Regions from separate parts of the Homo sapiens genome. Here region 2 is linked to region 1. Evidence: read pairs that join two places in POLR2A ChIA-PET (ENCODE). Cell type or tissue: HepG2. All regions are shown on one strand. Each heading gives the region's core, and the rest is flanking DNA. Links, peaks and the distances in the headings are about the cores only. Region 1 has its middle 22 kb from the start of IL1F10. Region 2 has its middle 17 kb from the start of PSD4.

Region 1 (9,750 bases), core at 3,508-7,507:
TCTATCTTTCATTGGCACATTCCCCACCCCCTACAAAAATCTCCCTTGATCTCTGTCCATTTTCTAAGCCAGTTATCCAGCTTTCCTATTAATTCTGGGAACTAACCTGATTTTTTTTGAATACTTTTTTCTAAAAATAAATAAATTTCTGTTTAAATTAGTCTGAAGTCTATTTCCACTGCTTGTTCCACAGAGACCTGACTGATGCACATGGATCTACCCATAAAGATTAATTTGCCACACTAATTGTTGTCAACACTTTGCATTTGGGTTCCTAAAGTATGTGATGTATATCACTGGTGGTACACAGGATTAATTTCAGATCTCAGGATGTATTTCTGTGTTTTAATAGTATTATTATGTGTTTATTTCAAGATGTAATAGAAATACACAGTCCATTAAACTTATGATTTCATGGATATCAGTGTCATGCCCAGGAGGAAGCAAAAGTGAGCAATCTCTATTTAAAAATATGTGCAATTATACAGGCATTCGCAGTGTAGTGGCTTTTAAATTTTCTACCCATTAACTAAACATGCTTTCCATTTGGGGATGAATTCCACACTGGTCTCGTTTTGGTGGAAGACAGGGCTCTGCCTTCCATTTCATAACCAGAAAGAACCAACTACTCCCTTCCTCCTCCCTGATAGTGAGGAAAGTGTGGGCACATGAGCCTTTGCTTATAGGTCACATGGATGCTCTTACTGAAGACTTTGAATCTGAGGGAGTGAAGCAAGACACAAAAGGCATTGGATTACCTGTGGCAGTAGCTCCTATCCTGACCACTCACTTTATGAGTGAGCATTTTGATATCACAAAGCACCAAACAAGATCCAGAACATTGCAGGAGTCTGTCCAGGGTCACACAGCTATTGAAGAGTAGGGCTCATGGTGGGACAAGACCTCTCCTCCAAGCCCCATACTCTGTACTACATTCACTTGTAGAAGAGTATCAAGTTAGTCTCTGTGAGTCAGCCACCCTATGAGCACTGTCCCCAGATATGGTGATGCTAAGCTGGGCTCTAAGCTGCACGGTGGAAACCCAGAAAAGGAGCACAGGCTTCACTTGAGAAGAATGTGAGAGTGTTGGCTCAACTTTCCACCATGGGGATAAAGGTACACAAATTGCGTAGTGCCCCAGCATGGCCGGGGAGCAGGAGGGGAAACCACTCTACAAAGAGCTCTGGCTTATCCCTACTGACATACACAGACCATTTCTGGTTCCTACACCTCAGAAGACATGGAAGAGGTAGTACAGATGGTGGCTTGGCTACTCAATGTCTCTCTTAGCACCCACCCAACTCATTCCTGCAGTGCTTGGAAAGCTAAAACCCACATTTCTCAGACTCTCTCACAGCAAGAGTTCCAGATGTGACTTCAATTCTGCCAAGCAGATGCATTCTTGGCAGACTGACATTTGGAATACATTATTTAAATAGAGCCATCTATTTTCTTTTTTCTTTTTTTTTTTTTCAGACGAAGTCTCACTCTTGTCCTCCATGCTGGCATGCAATAGCGCAATCTTGGCTCACTGCAACCTTTGCCTCCCAGGTTCAAGGGCTTCTCCTGCCTCAGCCCCTCCGAGTAGCTGGGATTATAGGCATCTGCCACCATGCCCGGCTCATTTTTGTATTTTTAGTAGAGACAGGGTTTCACCATGTTGGCCAGGCTGGTCTAGAACTCCCGACCTCAGGTGATCCACCCACCTCGGCCTCCCAAAGTGCTGGGATTACAGGCGTGAGCCACCACGCCTGACCTAGAGCCATCTATTTCCTTACTGCATATTTTAGCAAGCACAGCATGCTTCAGGAGGTAACTTTCTGATCTCCGGATTATAGGTAAAGCCGTATTTTTCTGGAGCCAACAGCTGTGTGATCCCTGCACTGGGCCCCAGTGCCGTGTTGCTGGAGCCAGCAGTGTAGCAGCATTTTCCTGATTGTGACAGAGATGATGGCTCTCCAGCAAGCCAGTTTTACAGTGTCCCTCTGGGAATTATTCCTGGATGTCCAGTCAAAAGCCCATTCCTGTGGTCCTCCAGCTGACTCTGTAAGAACCAAATTCTTTATATGGAAACATTTTCCCATTAAACTAGCTAGGGTACTTCCTATAGTCTTTCACTGAATCCCAACAAATTAACCAACATTTCACCCTTTTGCATACCTCTCTGCTTGTGCGCGTTCTTGGCTGTGTCTAAAAATCCCCTTGCCCTTACTCTGCCTGGATAACTCTTCCCTTTACCTCAACAGTTGGCCCAAACATCTCCTCTTCTTTGAAGACTGTACTGCCTATTTAGTATAGGATTTAAAGTTAGTTATTGCTCCTCTTCATTCCCATAGTCTACATTTTTCTCCCTTTCCCTCTTCCTCCCCCTCTTCCTCCCTTCCTTCTTCCCTTCCTTTTCTTTTCCTTTCTTCTTTCTTCCCTTTCTTCCTTTCATTCTTTCTCCCTTTTTTCATGTATTCATTTAACACACATTTATTGAGTATCCAGTACAAGTCAGTCACTGGAGATACAAACACACAGGGCACAGTTCTGCCCTTGAACTACCTACAGATTCATGGAAGAGGCTCACAATTAACATGCCATTTGGCAAGTGTTATGCTGGGGGCGATCCAGTGTCTCGTGGCTGCTGAGAAAAAGCTGCAGAGCTACACATGGTTTCCAAGAGGGGTTGAGTTTTCAGCTGATCTCTGAAATGTGAGAAAATTAACCAGGGAAGTAGAAGAGGAAGGATTTTCCAAACAGAAGTTGAGATACAAGTTCTGTGCAAAGACAGAACTTGTGAGAGATGACAGCATCCTGGAGAATCTTTAAGAACCTCATAATCATAATGGCTGTTATTAAATTTGCTGCATGTACAAGAATCCGGAAGGGCAATGGAGAAATGACCTGAAGATTGGCAAGGCCCAGAATCTGAGGAGCCTTTTCTGTGCTACAAACATGTGGGGAGCCATTGAAGAAAAGGCAGGGTGCCATCCCTATGTAGCAATGTGGACCTGCTTTAGAACAAAGCAAGACTGGGAATTCCCATTTGGGAGCCCCTCTGTCTCGCAAGAGAGAGCCATTCTCCTTTCTCTTCCTTTTTCCTATTAAACCTCTGCTCCTAAACAAAACAAAACAAAAAAAAAATGGAGGCAAGACTTTGTGGTAAGGAGACTAGCTGGGAGGTTGTTCAGTGACCTACAGATAAGGAGACAAGAGTCTAACCCACAGTGCTGACCGTGAGGATGGAGAGAAAACCCTAGAAATGTTTAGGAGGTAGACTCAATAGGACCTAGTAACTACTAAATATGGGAAGTGACTATTGAATGTAGAAGGGATCAAGGGTATTATTATTTAAAGGCTTAGATAACTGGCGGGCAGCAATAGCATCATTCATTGAGAAAGATGATACAAGAGGTGGAGGAACAGATTGATTCTAAGGGTAGTCAGGGAGACGGTTAATTCCATTTGAGTTGTGTTGTGTTTGAGATGCAGATGGGATGCTAAATGGAGTGTCCAGTTGGAAACTGGATGTACAAACCTGGAAGCTAGAAGAGAAAAATGCACTAAAGATAAAGATCTGTCAGTTATGGTTGAAGCTTGGAGATGCCTGAAGGAGAGAATGTGGAGTAAAGGGAAACCCAACATTTACATTATTTTGTAGCGTCATTCAAAAAAATTATCTCTTCTTCCTGCTGGGTGAATTATAACATTATTTTTATCTTTAAGTCTCCATTTTTTACAATAGTGTCTTGAATATAATGAGAGCTCAAAAGGTGGGAATAAATGAGGTATCAATGAATTAATTTGGTCATTTTAAAAAGGAAAAACTTTAACTGTAACTAGAAAATAATATCTTCCTCTTGATCTCAAGAAGAGGCACATGTTAGGAGAGAATCAGGAAAGTGGACTGTAGGATATGTGATAAAGAAAAAACACACAAGGAGGGCACCAATCTGAGCCTGAGTGGCATTTCCAATGCAGTGGCCAATCAGAGCATCAGAGAGAATCACAGGAGCCCAGATACTGACCTTGAGGCCACTTGGAATGAGGACTCTTTCCCAAATGCCCCCACTTCTCACCCTTCCCAAATGCCCCCACTTCTCACCCCAGTCGGTTATAGCTCTATCCCCTCAGCATTGTTCCTGGTCTTCCTCTAATGTTATTTGGAGATGTATTAAGAATGTACATGTCTTATGTTTACTAACCATGAGTGAAATAAAACTTCCCTTTCTTTGCCCTAAAAAAGTCTCCTCCAAGCTTCAATGAGTGTCATGTCTGAAGTGCTAGCCACTTCCCTTTGCTCAACCTGAGAATGCCATTCCTCTCTGAGCTGCATGCAAAGGGCCTCAAAGGCTTCCTCCAACCCTGATACAGCAAGTGTCTGCTTTGCTTTCCAGTGGTTCCCTGACCCATGGAGTCTGTGGGCAGGAGTTGCAATTGTCTGTTGCTGGCCCTGAGGTCATGCAGGTAGGAGAGATCTTGCACTGGTCACAGCTTTCCCTAAGGGGCCACAATGGGAATGAGTTGCTGTGAGAAACCCTGGCAGTGCTGCAAAATTACATGCATCACAGTGATGATTTGCAAAGCCCAGTGTGCTTTCCTCCATCTGCTATTCAGTAGAGCTATTTATTCTAGCAAGCATTAATACAATAAAATCTATCTAGGGTTACTGTCAACACAACTCCCACAGCACTCTCCATTTCCTTTGGAGAACACAATTTGTAGCAAACCTCCACTTTCTCTGCTCACCTTCACTGTTCATCTAATAGCAGATATTTTTTCTGCACAGCCTGTATCACTATCCAAATTTATATTGAGTATGTATTTGCTCAGGCATTTATTCTCTGTCTCCTACCGCTAGAATGTAAATTCCTTACTATGTGTTATTCACAGATGCATCTCAACGCCCAAAACAGTATCATGCACAGAGCAGGTGCTTGATAGTTACTTTTTAAATGAATAAACCTATCTATTTTTTTCCATTCTCTTTTCTAACTGTTTTCTCAATTTGTGCCTTGGCGGAGACCTGGCTATCCTCTGGGACCATGTTTGCCCTGCATCTTTCTCAAGGAGAAGAAGCTCATGCCCCTACCATCTGGATATCACAGGGCCAGCATGGGGTCATCTCTCTACTGACATTTTCAGATTGTGACTTCTCCAGCCTTTGTAAAACAAAACAAAAACAAAAACAAACAAAAGCATCAGTCCTTTAACGTTTTTACCATCCTATATCTCTCTTTGTAGCTTTCAGCTACTGACTGCCTAGTCATTCTCCCCTATTTATTAAATATTTGTCACTGGAACCTAGCTCTCTTCTTTGTCCTAATCCCCAAGGGGTCTTAATGTCCATTTGGATGACTAACACCATGACCTTTCTGTAAAAATTACTATACTACCCTCTGACCACAACCGATAGCAGTCTTGTTCTCTCTCTCTCTCTTTCTCATTCTTCATTATTCCCATTGCTCAGGCATTTCAACCACACAGAAACCTTCCATCCTTTAACCTGCTCAAATTTGCTCTACCACCTCCTCCTTGGAGGTCTTCACTTCCTTCAGTTGCTCACTTGGACCATTCTTTCATCAATATTCTCCACTGTTTGGCTCCTTTGCCCTCCCATTGCACTGTGTGGAAAGCTCTGGATCTGTCCAAGGTCCACCCTCCCAGACTAACCCAAAGCCACTGCCCCACACTGATGATATCCAAAACTAACTGGCCCCATGTTTGCTTAGCAAACCTTTCATGTTTCTATAATGAGCTGGCTGACCCATCTCCACAGAAAATATTTCCAGCCTACTCCACTGACTTCAATCTCCTAGCCCATCTCCTTTTTCCTCACTTATAGCAAAGTAATAGAAGCTAGGAGAAGGACACTTTCTCAGTTCCCCATTAGCCCACATTAAAACCTATTGAAACTTTCTTTATGCTTTCTCTCTTCTCTCTCATTCAATAGAAGCAGGAGCCCACTCTTACCCAAGGCCAGTCCCTCTGCATTTGCTTTGTGTCCCATTCAGGCTCCTCAAGGCTCTCACATCATCAGTCATCCTCAGTCACTTAGTCATACCTCAGTGTGCCTGGCTCTGTGCTAAGGGCTTGGAGTGCATGAGTGAACCCAGTCTTCCCCATAGAAGCCTGTGAAGTGGTGGTTCTTATTACTGTTACACCCACTTTACTTAACCATGTTTACACAAAGGGGAAGAAAAATGCTCTATATTCTTTATCCCACTATTATTAAATGAAACTGCTTTTCGTTCTTATTTCATTTCGGCTGAGAAAATCTTAAGAGCCCAAAGGCCTGAGCTGTTGCTTATCATACAAATAATATCGCTTATAGTGCTTCTAGTCTTCAGAATTAACAAACAAACAAAAAGTTCTCTGATACAGGTGCCCCCACTCCCTCACAGCTTCAGTGGTTTTGCAACATAAACTTTTTCAAAGAATTCATCTGGGAGGCATTAAACTGAGAACAGCCGCAAGACTAGCACTTTTTTTCTGTGCATTATAAAGACCTGTACAAATACCCACTGCTGTCACCAACTTTTCTGTTTTTCTTTTTTTTTTTTTTTTTTTTTTGAGACGGAGTTTCATCCTATTGCCCAGCTGGAGTGCAGTGGCACGATCTCGGCTCAAACTTCGCCTCCCAGGTTCAAGTGATTCTTAAGCCTCAGCCTCCCGAGTAGTTGGGATTACAGGAACATGACACCAAGCCCTGTTAATTTTTGTATATTTAGTAGACACAGTGTTTTGCCATGTTGGCCAGGCTAGTCTCGAGCTCCTGACCTCGTGATCCACCCGCCTTGGCCTCCCGAAGTGCTGGGGTTACAGGCATGAGCCACTGCACCTGGCTGCCATCTCCAACTTTTCTGTTCCTAGTTAAAATAAATATGTCATTGCAAAGATTTGAACAAAAGAGGGATATATTATGAACGTACATTCCTTATGTTTATTAATCAGTGTAAGACACTGAAGATTTCAGAAAATGTTTCAAAGTACTGTAGAAACAACCCTGAAAATGAAACCTGTAATTTGTTATCTTAATTGGCAACTTGTTGCTGTTCTGATTTTAAAACATGCCCATGAATTCTTTGAGACTTTTCTCATTAAGAAGTGGAGTATGATTTTCCTCCCTTTGAATGCAGACTGACATTAGTGAATAGAACGAGGCAAAAGTTATGCTGAATGACTTCTGAAGCGAAGTCATCAAAAGTTATATAGTTTCTGCCTGACTCTCTCTCTCTCCTAGCCCTTACTCTTGAAACCCAGTTGCCATATTGTGGGGAAGCCCAGGTGTCATGAAGAGGCCAAGCAAAGGTGGTTTGGCCAACAGTCCCGCTGAGGTCCCAGCAGAGATCCAGCATCAATCTCCAGACCTGTGAGTAAGGCAGTCATCTGACCAGTCCAGTTCCCACCCTTAGACTCCTCTCAGTTGATGTTGAGTGGAGTGAAGACAAGATGTCCCTATGTCCCCACTGAATCCTGCCCAATTACAGAGTCACAAAGGAGAATAGGTATTTTCTTTTGTAAAAAAAAAAAAGTTATTTCTTATGGAGCGGTTTATGAATTTGCATGCCATCCTTGTGCAGGGGCCATGCTAAACCTCTCTGTATTGTTCCAATTTTAGTATATGTGCTGCCGAAGCGAGCGCAGATTAAATGATTTCTATTTTTAAGCCATTAAGTTTAAGGGTGGTTTATTCCACAGCAATAGATACATGAAACATAGATAAATAGATAAATGGAAATAATACTGAAAAAGTATTTTCATATTTTGAATGATATAAATTTTTAATGGTATAAATACTGAAAAGATTTATTGCTAATTCTAAAGAAGGTAACTGACACTTTTTTTTTTTGAGACAGAGTTTTGCTCTTGTTGTCCAGGTTGGAGTGCAATGGCATGATCTCGGCTCACTGCAATCTCCACCTGCCCAGCTCAAGTAATTCTCCTGCCTCAGCCTCCTGAGTAGCTGTGATTACAGGCATGTGCCAACGTGCCCACCTAATTTTGTATTTTTAGTAGAGACAGGGTTTCTCCATGTTGGTCAGGCTGGTCTCGAAATCCCCACCTCAGATGATCTGCCCACCTCGGCCTCCCACAGTGCTGGGATTACAGGTGTGAGCCACCGTGCCCAGCCTTTTTTTTTTTTTTTTTTTTTTTTGAGATGGTGTCTTGCTCTGTCACCCAGGCTGGGGTGCAGTGGCATGATCTCAGCTCACTACAACCTCTGCCTCCTGGGTTCAAGTGATTCTCCTGCATCTGCCTCCCTAGTAGCTGGGACTACAGGTGCATGCCACCATACACAGCTAACTTTTTATTTTTAATAGAGACGGGGTTTCACCAACATGGCCAGGCTGGTCTCGAACTCCTGACCTCAGGTGACCAGACCGCCTCAGCCTCCCAAAGTGCTGGGATTACAGGTGTGATCCACTGCGCCCAGCCAGACACTGACATTTTTCTTTGCTCCCGGATTCATTAGAAAATAAGAAAAGCATGACTCTCCTACACTTATAATTTTTTCAGTAATTTGAGTACATCAATTTCATTCTATTTTCTCTGATGAGAAATAACAGAGTGGAAATTTGAATCCAGGCAGGTTTGCTCGAGAGCTCATGCATGTACTCATACTGTAACCTCGCCCTGTTTTTTCCAACCTGTCCTTCACTGGCTCCTTCCTTCCTATCAGCTTTCACACTTGTTTAAACCTGCCACATCTTGACAGTTTCTTTCCTTAGCCCCATGACTCCCTCTAGCTACACCCTTCTCTTTCTCCTCCCCTTCACAGCCAAAGTTATTAAAATAATTCTCCCTACTCACTGTCTCTGTGTTCTCACTTTCCACTCACTCCTGAAGACCCTTCATCTTCACTTTTGCACAATCACTCTTCTGAAGGCACTCTGGAGTTTTTAGCTCCTAGATCCAGTGGACACTTTTCAAACTTTTCTGGACTTGATCTACTGTTAGCATCCGACACTGCTGGCTCTCGCCCTAAAGCCCTCTTATATAGACTTCCATGATTCCACTTCTCCTGATTTTCCTTCTGCCTCTCCAGGCCTCTCCTTCTAAACCTCCATAGAAGGCTTTTCATCTTCTGCCTGCCTCTCAAATATCTCTCTCTCCTGGGCCATCTCCTCTCTTAAACTAACCTCTCTCTTCATTTCATTCACCTCATAAGTTCATCTTCTTTGTGCTGAAAACTCTGAAATTTATATCTCCATTCCAAATTTCTCTCCTGCACTCCATATCTGCATATGTAACTGCCCACTGAAATCCTTTACCTGGATGCTCACATACACCTCAAAATTCAACATAGGCAAAAGCAGAGCTTATGATTTCCACACTCTCTGCTCCCAAACTACCACTTTCTTTTCCAGCATTGCTTATGTCAGTGAATAGAATCACCACCCATCAATAGAACCACCACTCATTAGTAGAGACACCTACCAATAGACACCAAAACAAGAAACCTTCACAATGACTCTCTCACTCTGCCTACAATAAACCACCAAAATCTATTAACTCTACCTCCCAAAGATGCCTTAAATCTATTAACTTCTCTCAAATCTCCTGCAGTTGAGAGATGATGAGTGTCTAACAATTCTTGAAGGAAACCACTTGAGTGGCTGTGCCAATAATCCATGCTCCAGTTGGCAGCCAGAAGCAACTATTTTAGGAGGTCAATCTGATCGTGTCACTCCCCTGCTTGAAATCATCCATGGTGACTCCATATTGCCCTCCTGATAAAGACCCGGCTTGTAGCTTGCCTTA
Region 2 (9,750 bases), core at 3,342-7,341, 68 kb before region 1:
ATCACGAGGTCAAGAGATCGAGACCATCGTGGCCAACATGGTGAAACCCCGTCTGTACCAAAAATACAAAAATTAGCTGGTTGTGGTGGTGCATGCCTGTAGTCCCAGCTACTCAGGAGACTGAAGCAGCAGAATCACTTGACCCAGGAGGCGGAGGTAACAGTGAGCCGAGATCATGCCACTGCACTCCAGCCTGGCAACAGAGCAAGACTCCGTCTCAAAAAAAAAAGAAAGAAAGATGAAACCTGTCTATATGTCTTGAAGCAGAATGATTAAGTATATTAAGTTTAAAAAGTGCATACCTAAGTATTATTTCCTACTATTTATGTTTTAAAAAAAGAAGAAGACAAGGAAGGTATACATACATATATGCTTGTTTACAAATAGAATATGTCGCTCTGAAAGTATTCTCAAGAAATTGCCTCCGAGGAGAATTGGAGATGACAGGACAGGAGAGGGAAAGAGATTTTTCACTGTGTACCTTAAGGGCTGTTTGCATTAATATTTTAAAAAGATTTTTGAATACATGTAAATATTGCCTTTAAAAATATTTTTAAAGAGTGTTAACCTATGTAAGTTCTATCTTTTTTTTTTTTTTTTTTTTTGAGATGGAGTTTCACTCTTGTTGCTCAGGCTGGAGTGCAATGGTGCAATCTCGGCTCACCGCAACCTCCACCTCCTGGGTTCAAGCGATTCTTCTGCCTCAGCCTTCCGAGTAGCTGGGATTACAGGCATGTGCCACCACGCCTGGCTAATTTTGTATTTTTGGTAGAGACAGGGTTTCTCCATGTTGGTCAGGCTGGTCTTGAACTCTTAACCTCAGGTGATCTGCCTGCCTTGGCCTCCCAAAGTGCTGGGATTACAGGCATGAGCCGCTGTGCCCGGCCAGTACTATCTTAAAAACATCTTTTTTAAAGAAGGAGAGAAGTAGAATGTGCTCAAACCCAGCAGCTGTCTTCTCTCTAACCATCTGTTGTCATGCACTATGGACAAAACCTGCCCTCCTGGTCTCATGTAATCCTCCTGCTTTAGCCTCCTGGGCACAAGGCTGAGCCCCGGCTAACTGGATCTGATCCACTGACCTACCGCACCCTATGTAGTCCTCACCCTGCACCCGCATCCTCACCATGGTCTGAGACCAGTATTTGTGGAATATGCCACATGGCCACAACTATTTTATTTTATTTATTTATTTCTTTTTGAGACAAGAGTCTTGCTCTGTCACCCAGGCTGGGATGCAGTGGCAAAATCTTGTCTCACTGCAACCTCCACCTTCGTGGTTCAAGTGATTCTCATGCCTCAGCCTCCCAAGTAGCTGGGAATACAGGCGTGAGCCACCATGCCTGGCTAAGTTTTGTATTTTTCTTTCTTTCTTTCTTTCTTTCTTTCTTTTTAAGTAGAGATGGGGTTTCACCATGTTGGCCAGGCTGGTCTCGAACTCCTGACCTTGAGTGATCTGCCAGCCTCAGTCTCCCTAAGTGCTGGGATTACAGGCTACCACGCCCGGCCAGCCACGACTATTTTATAAAGGGACCAATTTCATTTGCCAACTAGGAGCTTCTCCAAAAGTTAGGGCAGTCAGAAGTCCATTTTGGTGGACAGAATATCTTCAAAATTTGGGCCCAAGGTTGGCTCTCTGACATTGTTACAGCATAGTATGAGAGCACTTGGCTCAAAAATGGCACCAGCTGATGGCAAATTCTGATTCTTCACTTACTACCCATGTAACCTTGGCCAACTTTCTTACTTGCTCTGGGCCTCAGTTTTCCCATCTGTGAAGTGGGATCATAATAGTATAAACTGCATAGACTTGCTGCGGGAATTATTTGTGTTACTGCACACAAGTTACCCAAAGTAGGGCCTGGCATATAGTATGTGTTCAATAAATGCTAATGATTTATATGCTCTTGGGCTGGTTTTTTTTTTTTTTTTTTAAGAAAAACCTGTTAATGAGATCATCTAATAGTTTTAAGGATGAAAATAAAAATAGATTATTGGAATTTTCCCGGAAGGCAGGTTTTTTCTCATCTTTCATTCCCTGGGCATTTATTAGGTTGGTGCAAAAGCAATTGTGGTTTTTGCCATTAAAAGTAATGACAAACGTCACAATTGCTTTTGCACCAACCTAATACTAAATTTGAAAACCTCAGGGTCTGCTGCCCACTTAATTCTCATTGTGTGGCCCCATAATGTTATTATTATGATGATTATTATATTTTATTTTATTTTCGAGGCAAGGTCTCACTCTGTCGCCCAGGCTGGAGTGCAGTGGCACAGTCTCCGCTCCTGCAACTTCTGCCTCCTGGGTTCAAGCGATTCTCATGCCTTAGCCTCCCGAGTAGCTGGGATTACAGGAAAGCGCCAACACTCCTGGCTAATTTTTGTATTTTTAGCTGAGACGGGATTTCACCATGTTAGTTAGGCTGCCCATAATGTTTTGAAGGATGCAGAGTGTGAGTAAGAAAAGCAAATGATACCTCTCCTAGCAAAAGACATGCTCTCCATCTCTGTTGATCACTTCTTGCCCTACTTGGCATAAACTACCAGGCCTGTCCATAAGTTGGAGATTGTAAATCTTCCTGCCACAGCAGTGAGGGACACCATCTGCTTTCCTGGGTGCCTTTGGTCAAGGCTGAGCCCTACCCCAGCCTCCTTTAAGACAAGTCTCTGAGATGCCTGCTCCCCACCCCAGAGCCACACTGACCTCCTCCCTGTTCGTCCAGCATGCCCAGCATTTTCATGCCTCGCTCTGGCTTCAGGGCCTTTGCACTTGCTGTTCCCTCTGCCTGGAATGTTCTTCCCCCAGGCAGTCACATGGCTATGTCCCACATACATTCACGTCTCTGCTCAAATTTCATCTAAGCACAGCCTGTCCTGACTACTCTGTTGAACACAGCAGCCCCTATCAACTTTAACCCCTTAAGCTGCCTTGCTTTTCTTCAGATCCTTCATCTGACACGACATTAAAATTGCTATGTTGTTTATTGTCTGTTTCTCCCACAAGAAATAAGCTCTGTGAGATGCAGGATTGTCTTGTTCACTGATGTATCCTTAAAACCTGGAATAGTGCCTGGGACATACAGGCCTTCAATAAATATTTGTTGAATAAATATACAAATGAGTGAGTGAGTCAATAGACCATGTTTTCTGGGAATCTTAATCTCTGTCTTAGATTTAAGCTTCCCAATAAGAAACATACTCTTAGAGAGGGGCTACTCACCACTAGTTCATTTCTCACTGATCCTTTATAAGCAGCTTATAACTCCCTGCTGATAGGAACAGAGGGCACCTCATTCTGTGCCCCTAGATTTTGAGGACCTGAACATGAGACCATTTTCCCACCTAATTTAGAAAGTCTGTTTGCTACACTTTCTAGTTAAGGCCCAATTTCTCTTATACGTTTCACTGTCATGCCCCATATCCCTCTTTTTGGGAATTTTTCAGTTTTGTGTTTTCAGCATTTATTGCTCTCTGAAATAATGTCATTCAACAGCTTACTTGCTTATTTTCTCTTTCCAACCCATATGCAAATAAGAGCAGTAGTATTCGCAGTGCCTGCATGCCTGATTCGTAGTTGACACTCAGTAAATATCTGCTAGATGAGTGAATGAATGACTCTTCTTTATATGCTTCACATACAGGAAATATCACGTCTGGAAGAAAAGAATGAATCACTTGGCACTACACACTGTCTAAACCTGACCTTGGTGTGTTCTTTATGTAGAGAGTCTCATGGACATCCAATTAGTTGCTAATTAACATTCAATCAGCTCTGGGCCTCGGGAGGGGCCAAGCCTGAGGTTCAAGGGCAGGTGGGGCTTACTTGCCCAGTCTTCACTTTGATACTGGTCCCCTGACCTAGACATGCGGACCATGGACACAGAGGTCTGGCGAGTGCATTGACCAGAGCAGCAAGTCCATCCTGCAGCGTGGAAAAATCCAGCAAAGAACTCACTCACATTCTTAGCTCCATCATCCTACAGAAAAGATGAGCTAGACAATTCTAGAGCCAAAAAGAAATCCTAGAGGGATATGAGTTTGTCAGCTGTGCAGACACTTTTTACCTTCCCAGAAATCTCTCATACTTTCTTGCTAGACACACCTAGGAGGAGGGCCAGCACCCAAGGGGGTAGAGAAGAGCTGCCTGGTCCTCTAGCCCAGTGCAGTCCCGGGGGGGCAGCTCCCACCAAGCCGGGGCCACAGCCTGGCCTGGTCATGAGCACCAGAAACCACTGAGGCACAGGGCCATGACAGATTAGGAGCAAAGCCCTCAGTGTCGCCTGATTCTGACACCTGGATGGCTTTAAGGGCTCCTCCTGCTCGCCAGCCAGCGGGGCTTGGAGCCAGGATCCAACAGCGCGGCTGGAGTCGCCCGCGGCGAGAGAGCCCAGGCTGACTCCTTCAGTGGAGACAGCGTCCCCTTGCCGTCCCAGTCTCCGCCGCTCGGTTAGGCTGGATCCTCAGGGTCCCCTGCTCGCTCTCAACCCTCTCTCCGGCTCCAGGGACCCTAACCCTCAGCGACAGCCGCTCCGCAGGTGCTCGCCGGCGTGGCGAGAGCGCTGCACGGCACACGGTCACCGTCGAGGGCGGCGACGGCCGGGGGTGCCCCCGCCCGGCCCAGGCCTCCCCGTGGTCCCTTACCCATTTCCCGCCGGGCTCCTGCTCCGGCCTCCCGCGGGCCCGCGCGCCCCACGGCCCCGCGCCCAGGCGCCGGCTGGGGGCGGCGAGAGCTGCGGGGCCTCGGCTGCGCGCGCGGGGGGCTGGGCCAGTCCGGCTCTGCGCGCTCGCAGGAGGGACTCGGTTTCCGGGAGCGCAGGCGGGCGGGCGGCGGCGCAGGGCGGGGAGGGGCGGGCTGAGGCCGGGCCGGGGTTGGGGGTGGCGGGGGCGAAGCTGTGGGACTGGTCTGACCGCTGTGGCGCCGGGCTGGGCCGCCGGGCAGGCCGGGTACCTCCTGCGCGCCCCGCACGGCGCCGTCGTCTGGCCTGTGCGCTACCGGGCCGCAGGCTCTGCAAAGCCCTCCGGTTATTTTTCCAGTACCTGAACCGGAAACTGAGGCCCGCCCCAGATACGCGTGAGCCTTGACAGGGACTGTCTGGAGTCCCTACAAACCCCTTGTTCATTTACCATTCACTGGGCACAAGAAAAAGTTGCATTATTTGATTTCCAAATTTCACCTGTCTGTAACTGTTGGCTTACGGTGAACATTCACTAGTTGGTTTGGGGATTGGTGGCACAGAAGCAAATAGCTGTGATTTTACACTCAATCTATTTTAGCAAACATAAGCTCAGAACAGGTTGTCATTGGCGAGACGCTATTATTTTTCAATATCACCCTTGATGGCACTATCTGGTTTCTATTTCTGTAACTATGTAAGGCACCGTATAATGACATTTTGAGTTAAATGATTCCATATTTCCTGTATATTGTGAATAAAAGTTCTCCAGAAGGAATCTTCCAGTAAGCAGTTTGTAAACTGGAGAGGCACAACCTTTATTGTAAAACAAAGGTGCCCTTCCAAAGAACAAAGGGAAGGCTCGGGTTTCATAGCAAATGGTCCCACACAGGTTTCCTGTGCAAATGAAGGTTTGAAATTTGCTTAGTTCTGATTGCTTTACAAGGCCAACTTCTGATCGATCAATACATCTGAGTCCTGACTGGGTGATACAGCTGAGCCCTGATTGGCCAAGGCAGGTGAGCTCTGATTGGTTGGTTCAGGTGAGCTCTGAAAATCCCAGAAACAAGAAGGTGCTGGTTTCCAGAGAGCTCAGCATATGTGACCTTTAGTCAGCAAGTGACCACTTGGCTCTATTTTGAATTTAGACCAATACAGTCCAGTTATTTGACATGTAAAAACGGAAAAATAAAATAAAATAAAACAGATTTAGGCCGAGTTAGCCACTCAGGATCCATCTTGAAGAATTGGCTCTTGAAAGTTCACATTTATTCACAATATCTAGTGAACATTTTAGCTCCCCTAGGAATTGGCAACCTAGAGAGGTCCATTTCTTGATTTGATGCTGCTAAAATGAAGCTGACCAGGCTCTCTACAAGCAGCAACAACCATGATAACACCTAATATTTATTGAGTGCTAGGCAATAAGCTGTCCTAAAACATTTAATCCTCACGGCAACCCTATGAGTTAGGAAGCTTTACACCTCATGAGGAAACTGAGGCACAGAGAGGCTGAGTAACCTGATCAAGGACGCACGGACAGGCAATCAGGCAAGACCCAAAGACCATGCTCTAAATCAGCAGTCTGCAACCTTTTTGGCACCAGGGAGGGACTGGTTTCTGTGGAAGGCAATTCTTCCACAGATAGGGGAGGTGGGAGTGGATGGTGTTTCAGGATGATTCAAGCACCTTACATTTATTGTGTGCACTTTATTTCTGTTATTATTACATTGTAATATATAATGAAATGATTTTATAACTCACCATAATGTAGAATCAGTGGGAGCACTAAGCTTGTTTTCCTGAAACTAGACAATCCCATCTAGGGGTGATAGGAGACGGCGACACATCATCAAGCACTAGATTCTCATAAGGAATGCACAACATAGATCCTTCGCACACACAGTTCACGATAGTGTTTGCACTCCCATGAGAATCTAATGCCGCAGCTGATCTGACAGGAGGTGGAGCTCAGGTGGTAATACAAGCAATGGGGAGTGCCTGTAAATGCAGATGAAGCTTTGCTCTCAATCCCCCACCCCCAACATGGTCCTAACAGGCCATGAACAGGGGATTGGGGACCCTTGCTCTAAATCAATGTGCAACACTACTGCTTAATCTTTTTAGATGGGGATCTGATGCTAGGTTTAATAATCCTATAACTTATTAGTTCATTTCTTCACTCTACAAATATTCACTTCAGTATTCACCTACTGTATATATGCCAAGCACTGGTTAAAACAATGAACTGAAAACTCCAAGAGCTTGCAGCTAGCAGGGAATATAAGCAGTAGTGTGAGGTACACTTGTAAATTGTAAACTTGGGAGGCTGAGTGGGATGTCTTTGAGGGGGGAAATCCTGAAGGAGGGAGCCACAAAGAACAGAAGCCCAACAACTACATGCAAACTCCTTTAAACTCTTGGCAGATTCCTGAATGAACAATGCAAGGAGGAAGAATCTAGATAACCTGAAGGAGATCAATAGTGAGCAGAGATCTGAGCAGTTAGTTACCGTCTCTGGGAAAGTTCCACCATCTGAGAGGGACTTGGTTCTATTGTGCTTTCCACTGAAACCCTAGAATGACCACCCCTTAGCAGGAAAGACTGCATCCCAGCATTAAGGGATATACCCTAGAATTAGGGACAAAACCAAAAGAAATTCATCCAAACAAAGCACAAAACCAAATCTCCACAAAACCAAGGTGAGTTTTCAATAATTTAACTTACTGTTAGAACAAAACTTGACACTCTTCAAAGGAAAATAGAATGCAGAGCATCTACAATGTATCATTCACAATGTTCATCATATGACAAAAAATTATTAGACATTCAAAAAAGCAGGAAAATGTGAGCCATAGTCAAGAGAAAAAAATCAATCGAAATAGACCCACAGGTGACCAAGATATTGGGATCAAAAGACAAGGAATTAAAAAGAAAAACTATGATAAATATGGTTAAAAAACACTTTCAGCAAAATATAGATATAACGGGTAAAGAAACCAGGCATTTCAGCAGAAATATAACCATTTTTTAAATAAAGTGCCAAAAGGAATATAAATAAATCCACATCAATGAAGGCGATATCTGTATCTTTATTACCCCAGAATGAAGAGACATCCCAACTTTTGCCCTCCAGGGGGAAGCCTGGGCAGGTTTGCCAACAGCCCCTGTGTAAGTTCAGGGCCTCCTAATATTAGGGTCCCTTTTTTTTTTTTTTTTTTTTAAGACGGAGTCTCGCTCTGTCACCCAGGCTGGAGTGCAGTGGCACCATCTCGGCTCACTGCAACCTCTGCCTCCCAGGTTCAAGTGATTCCCTTGCCTCAGCCTCCCAAGTAGCTACGATTACAGGTGCACGCCACCATGCCTGGCTAATTTTTTGTATTTTTAGTAGAGACGGGGTTTCACCGTGTTAGCCAGGATGGTCTCAATCTCCTGACCTCGTGATCCGCCCGCCTCGGCCTCCCAAAGTGCTGGGATGACAGGCGTGAGCCGCCGCGCCCGACCAGGGTCCCTTTTCGTAATGTGCTTCACTATGTGTTCAGGTAACATATGGAGCTCATCACAAGTCCCTGTAGAAAGTGGGGCTCAAGGCCGGGCGTGGTGGCGGGCGCCTGTAATCCCAGCTACTCTGGAGGCTGAGGCAGGAGAATTGTTTGAACCCGGGAAGTGGAGCTTGCATTGAGCCGAGATCGCGCCTTTGCACTCCAGCCTGGGCGACACAGCGAGACTCTGTCTCAAAAAAAAAAGAAAAAAAAAAGTGGGGCTCAAGGAGTCTGTGTATTACTGCTGCTGTGAGTAATAAATTGTCTTCCACCATCTTCTATTAGAATCTATGAAATTGTGATGGGTTATCTAGTTAGCTTGCAAGCAGAATAAAAACTCAGACCCTTTCACAGTTACTGACTTAACAGAGATAAAGATAAAACTCTTAAAAGCAACCAAATAAAAAAATGTACATTGCATACAGGAATGACGGATAATTTTTCATCAGAAACCATGTAGGCCAGAGGACAAAATGTTGTTTTGTTTGTTTGTTTGTTTGAGATGGAGTCTTGCTCTGTCTCCCAGGCTGGAGTGCAGTGGTGCAAGCTCGGCTCACTACAACCTCTGCCTCCCAGGTTCAAGTGATTACCTTGCCTCAGCCTCCCAAGTAGCTACGATTACAGGTGCACGCCACCATGCCTGGCTAATTTTCATATTTTTGATAGAGACAGGGTTTCGCCATGCTGTTAGGCTGCTCTCGGACTCCTGGCCTCAAGTGATCCCCCGGCCTCGGCCTCCCAAAGTGCTGGGATTACAGGCGTAAGCCACCAGGCCGAGCCAGAATGGAATATCATCTTTAAAGTGCTAAAAGGAAAAAAGCTAGCAACTTACAGTGACTTTATCCCCTAAAAAATTTGTAAATAGGAAGTAAGACATCTTCAAATAAATAAAATCCGACAGTATTATATGAAAAGTAAATAAATTATTCAAGATAAAGGGAATGATATTAAATAAAAATTATAATCTACAGTGAAGCAATGAAGAGCAGTGGGAATGATAAATATATGGATAAATATAAAATACTTTTTCACGTTTGTATTAAGTTATTTAAAAGTTCATTGACTAAAGCAAAAATAGTAAGATTTTGGGAGATTTGTGGCATTTATAGAAGCAAGATGTATAACAAGAAAAGCACAAAGCACAGAAGGGGAAGAAAAATGGAAGTACATTGTAAGATTTTTATGTTGTGTATGATATTTTATAATATTAATTCAGACTAAAATCCAGTAGAAGATATAAAAATTATCACTGAAAAATAGCTTACCCAAGAGAGGTCAGGGAAGTAAGAAAAAATTAAGAAGAGGGAGGACACATAAAACAAATAGCAAGATAGAAAATGTATCAATAATTACACTAAATACCCTAAATAAAAGATAGACCTGTCAAATAGGCTAAGAAAACAAGACCCAACTATACTGTGTTTACAAGACACACGTTAAATATAAAAACCCAGACTAGTTGAAAGTAAAAGTATAGGGAAAATATACTATATAATATGAATTTTAGACAAAGTAGGCTTTAATACAAGCAAATT

What was found. Peaks named below come from ENCODE experiments on the same cell type or tissue, not always from the same donor. Only the 100,000 strongest peaks of a DNase experiment are listed, where the experiment ranks them.
Region 2: POLR2A ChIA-PET joins it to region 1 with 10 read pairs; 4 of 35 experiments call an interaction of 5 or more read pairs at or near these places.

The regions. Positions count from the first base shown.
Region 1 is chr2:113,084,685-113,094,434 of GRCh38, reverse strand. It overlaps the pseudogene RNU6-1180P. Among named protein-coding and RNA genes, the nearest start is that of IL1F10, 22 kb to the right of the region's middle. RefSeq lists an enhancer at 5,549-5,843. In HepG2, for the core only: no CTCF peak of the experiment used is centred there; a DNase peak (open chromatin) is centred at 5,684.
Region 2 is chr2:113,152,427-113,162,176 of GRCh38, reverse strand. No RefSeq gene overlaps it. Among named protein-coding and RNA genes, the nearest start is that of PSD4, 17 kb to the left of the region's middle. RefSeq lists a silencer at 4,586-5,115. In HepG2, for the core only: no CTCF peak of the experiment used is centred there; a DNase peak (open chromatin) is centred at 5,646; H3K4me3 peaks cover 1,753 bases.